Regions from separate parts of the Homo sapiens genome. Here region 1 is linked to region 2. The links are chromatin loops, found by intact Hi-C in ENCODE. Cell type or tissue: natural killer cell. All regions are shown on one strand. Region 1 has its middle 9.2 kb from the start of MIR34A. Region 2 has its middle 48 kb from the start of SLC25A33.

Region 1 (2,500 bases), 350 kb before region 2:
GAGCCTGGGCAGTCAAGGCTGCAGTGAGCCGTGGTTTGCCACCGCACTCCAGTCTGGGTGACAGAGTGAGAGCCTGTCTCAAAAAAAAAAAAAAAAAAAGAAAAAAAAAAAGATGAGCTGGTAGAATATGTTCTGTGTATTGTTGGCTTATCATCTGTCCCTGTAGAATGCATGCTTGCTGAGGGCAGATATCTGGTCTATATTGTGCAGTGTCTGCCACACACAGTAGGCCCTCAATCAATCTTTGTGGAACACATAGTGGGAATATGGAGCAGCCAGATGACAGGGAAGTGCAGTGGGCCTTTGGCTGCCTTTCTAAGGCAGGATCTCAGCTGGCGGTCCAGCACCTGCAGGGCGACCAGGCACTTCTTTGTTTTTACCGACTTCTCATAGCAATCGCCCATTTTCTTTATTCATGAATAAAGATGGGCAATAAGTTTCAAGAGGTTGTTTTGTTTTGTTTGCTTTGTTTTGAGACAGGGTCTTGCTCTGTTGCCCCAGCTGGAGTGCAATGGTGCGATCATAGCTCACTGCAGCCTCGAACTCCTGGGCTCAGGGGATCCTCCTGCCTCGGCCTCCCAAAGTGCTGGGACCACAGGTGTGAGCCATCATGCCTGGTCTTTGGGAGGTTTTTGTTGTTTGTTCTAGTAGTACGTATGATTCTTTTAACAATATAAATTGCAGATTTTTTATATGTTGGAGTTGTTGCAAAATATCATGAATTCTCCTCACTACTTTTTAAGTTATAGTTATTAGACCAGTTGTTATTGGATATTACTTAATGTGCTAATACTCCCATTGGCACATTACTGCTATCTACTGTGACATACTACTACTGTCATATCTACACGCTATACCAAATTTGGCTTTATCAAGTATTTCAATCATTGTATTTCACTATGATTGGTTAGCTTTGTAATCCCATGTAATTTACGCCTTTATCCTGAGACTCCAGAGAGTTCACTGGACTGACAAAGGGGTTTGTGGTATAACCAAAGTTGTGGGCCTGCTCCAAAGGCTTGCCTAGCTTCCCCCTAGTCAACCCCACGACACACATTGTCCTGGCCCCACATTCACACCCAGTCTGCACGTTACGACCAGTTTATACCAGTAGTTCTGCCTTCTCACCACCAGGAGGCACTGCTTCACCCGAGTCACAGGAAGCCCTGGGCAGGTTAGGGCTTCTCCCTCCCGCCTTCATCCTGACAGGGGCTCGCATCAGAATCCTCCCGGAGCTTTTTTTTTTCCTTACTTCCATCCCTCCTTCCTTTTTTTTTTTTTTTTTTTTTTTTGAGACAGTCTCACTCTTTCGCTCTGTCGCCCAGCCAGGCTGGGGTGCAGTGGTGCGATAGCTCACTGCAACCTCCACTTCCTGGATTCAAGCGATTCTCCTGCCTCAGCCTCCCGAGTAGCTGGGACTACAGGTGCGTGCCACACCTGCTAATTTTTGTATTTTTAGTAGAGACAGAGTTTCACCATGTTGGCCGGGCTGGTCTTGAACTTCTGACCTCCAGTGATCCTCCTACCTCGGCCTCCCACAGTGCTGAGATTATAGGCATGAGCACTGTGCTCAGCCGCTCCTTCCTTTTTTCCTTCCTTCCTTCCTCCCTCCCTTCCTCCTTTCCTTCCTTCCATCCCTCCTCCCTCCCTTCCTCCTTTCCTTCCTTCCATCCCTCCTTTCTTTTCTTCCTTCCTTCCCTCTCTCCTTCCTTCTTCCCTCCCTCCCTCCTGTCTTCCATCCTTCCTTCCCTTCTCCCTCTCCCTCCTTCCTTCCTTTTTTCCTCCCTTTTAACTTTTTGTTATGAAAAATTTCAAACATACGAAAGTATATGAACCCCCAGAGAGCCATCAGCGACTGCAGTGATCATCTCGGGACCCAAGTCATTTCTGCACCCTGTCTGGGAGCCCTCTAAAGATACAGACGCTTGCCCTGCCCTATATGGGCGCTCAGAGCCTTAAGGTTTACAGAGCTCCTGGGCTGTTTGGGAACCACTGTCACAGCGTGGCCCCTGCCTCCCAGACCCCTGGTGACCGCGCACGGGCTTCCAGCAGCCATTCCCACACACATGAGCGTCTTGCCCATGTCTGCCCCAAGCCCTGGGCTCTCACTCCTGTTCTTTTGCTCAGGCACCACAGGAATTGGGGAACAGCTGACTCCCATTCCCTGCACAGCCTCTTCCTGTGGCTCTGAAAGCCAGGGTGAAGTAACACCCATCAGCCTTGCCCTTGAGCAAGCAACCACAGCCACATTTTGCTGGCACGAGGCTCATGGTGTGGCCTCTTCCTGCGATGGAGGGGCAGGCCCTGGGTTGGCAGCATCTCTGTGTTTCAGACTGAAAGACATTGTCAAGCTATTAAAGCTTGGTTCTGAGTGTCCAGAAGGATCCCTGTTATGAGCTGAATTGTCCCCCCTCCCCATCCATATGCTTTTTAAACATTTTTTATTTTTATTTCTTTTTTTTTTTTTTTTTTTGAGACGGAGTCTCGTTTTGTCACCCAG
Region 2 (2,500 bases):
GAGATGGGGTTTTACCATGTTAGCCAGGCTGGTCTCAAACTCCTGACCTTAAGTGATCCACGTGCCTTGGCTTCCCAAAGTGCCGGGATTACAGGCATGAGCCACCACGCCCGGCCTGAACAGTATTTCACTGTGTGTGTTTTTAAAAATCTACACATTCTAGACCAGGCATGTTGGCTCACGCCTGTAATCCCAGCACTTTGGGAGGCCCAAGATGAGCAGATCACCTGAGGTCAGGAGTTCAAGACCAGCCTGACCAACATGGTGAAACCCCGTCTCTACTAAAAATACAAAACTTAGTCGGACCTGGTGGTGCACACCTGTAATCCCAGCTACCCGAGACGCTGTGGCAAGAGAATCACTTGAACCTGGGAGGCAGTGAGCTGAAATCACACCATTGCACTTTATCCTGGGCAACAAGATCGAAACTCCGTCTCAAAAAAAAAAAAAGAAAAGAAATCTACACATTTCATTTATTTATTTGTTGATGAATATTTGAGTTGTTTCCACTTGGGGGCTATTATGAATAATGCTGCTAGCTGCAAGTTTTTGTGCCAACATAGTTCTCAATTCTCTTGGGTATATACCTAGAAGTGGAATTTCTGGGTCATATGGTAACTCCATGTCCAGCTTTCTGAGGAACTGCCAATCCATGGGCCATGCAATCCATTTTACTGTCCCCATAGCAATGTTTTGAGGTGGGGGGTTAGGCCTGTGTGAACTGTAATGGCTCGTCACCCTGATCTGATTCCCGGGGCATGCACATGGGCAGCACACATGTGTGTATTGTGGGATGTGAACCCGTGCTGTGGAAGCCAACTCTTCAGAGTCTGCTTTCCGAGGAGCCAGTTTCATCAGGCAGTCTAGAGACTGTCGTAGCAATCTGCAACTTCCGTGTTTTCGACCAAGCTCGCCAAGGGAAAGGGCAGGAGGCCCAGGGGCCCCCATCATACTCTCAGCTTCAGCATGGGAGGGAACAAAGTCTGCTCACGGCTGGGCACGGTGGTTCATGCCTGTAACCACAGCATTTTGGGAGGTGAGACAGGAAGATCACTTGATGCCAGGAGTTCAAGGCTGCAGTGAGCTATGATCGTGCCACTGCACTCCAGCCTGGGCAGCAGAGAAAGACCCCATCTGAAAAAATAAAATAAGGCTGGGTGTGGTGGCTCATGCCTGTAATCACAGAACTTTGGGAGGCCCAAAAGTTGGCCCTCGCCTTCGCCTCATGCACGTCTCAGGTTTGTGTGTAAAGTTTCCCCCACCAAGGCGTTTGCAATCTCAGCAGATCTCAGAGCCGGTCACCCAGGTTCAGCCCTTGCCCAGCTTCTCGGTCCTGGGTGGGTTAGCTTGGTCTCGGGCTCCCCCTGGCGGACACTGAGCCATAGAAAGCCGCATCTGGAGGCAGCTGGCAGCTGGACCAAGTGTGACTTGTCCAGCACTTTCTCCCAGCCCACTGCGTGCCTCTCATAACGTGGGTCCCTTCACACTCAAATAAGGTCAGTCCCAGCCCCTGCAAAATCTCTTTTCTAATTGTTAAGAACATTATATTATGGAGAGTTTCAAACATTAAAAAACAGAATAATCTCACAAACAATTAACAACACTCGTCCGGGCACAGTGGCTCACGCCTGTAATCCCAGCACTTTGGGAGGCAGAGGTGGGTGGATCACTTGAGGTCAGGAGTTCGAGACCAGCCCGGCCAACATGGCGAAACCTCGTCTCTACTAAAAATACAAAAAATTAGCCGGGCGTGGTGGCGGGCGCCTGTAATCCCAGCTACTCAGGAGGCTGAGGCAGGAGAATCGCTTAAATCCCAGAGGCAGAGGATGCAGTGAGCCGAGATCACGCCACTGCACTCCAGCCTGGGCGACAGAGCAAGACTCCATCTCAAAAAAAAAAAAAAAAAAGCCCTTGACCAATCTCATTCTCATTTCATATTCACCTGCATGCACTACCCCCAACTGTGCTATGTTAAAGCCAATCCCAGATAACATATTATTCCGTCTGTAAATACTTGTGCATGCATAAAAGATAAGGTATCTTAAACATCACCACAATGTTATTATACACACCTAAAATAAATTTTTCAACACCGCTCACTTATCAGTGTCATATTATCAACAGTCTTATCAATGACAAAAATGTTCTTTTAAAAAAATTTTTGTAGGGCCTCACTGTGTTGCCCAGGCTGGTTTTGAACTCCTACCCTCAAGAGATCCTCTTGCCTTGGCCTTCCAAAGTGCTGGGATTACCAGCGTGAACCACTGCGCCCAGCTGTTCTTTTTTTAAAGTTAGTTTGAATCAGGATCCACTGAGATTGGTTGATCTTCCATTTAAATCTTTTTATCTTTAGGTTCTGTGTTTACCTTTTTTTTTTTTTAACTTGCAATTCATTTGTTGAAAAAACTGGCTTTTCTATGTTAACACATAATTTAGATTGGCACATGGCCTAGGATTGCAGTTGTGTTCATGAACAGGGTCATGTGTTAATGAACTGAGT

Evidence for each region. Peaks named below come from ENCODE experiments on the same cell type or tissue, not always from the same donor. Only the 100,000 strongest peaks of a DNase experiment are listed, where the experiment ranks them.
Region 1: a loop joins it to region 2, with 14 times the contacts of the local background. A loop is called at or near these places in 7 of 110 quality-filtered maps.

What each region holds. Positions count from the first base shown.
Region 1 is chr1:9,141,296-9,143,795 of GRCh38, forward strand. No RefSeq gene overlaps it. Among named protein-coding and RNA genes, the nearest start is that of MIR34A, 9.2 kb to the right of the region's middle. RefSeq lists an enhancer at 935-1,229. In natural killer cell, CTCF peaks have their summits at 1,135 (motif pointing right) and 1,335; a DNase peak (open chromatin) is centred at 1,136.
Region 2 is chr1:9,489,883-9,492,382 of GRCh38, forward strand. No RefSeq gene overlaps it. Among named protein-coding and RNA genes, the nearest start is that of SLC25A33, 48 kb to the right of the region's middle. In natural killer cell, CTCF peaks have their summits at 1,358 (motif pointing left) and 1,565; a DNase peak (open chromatin) is centred at 1,369.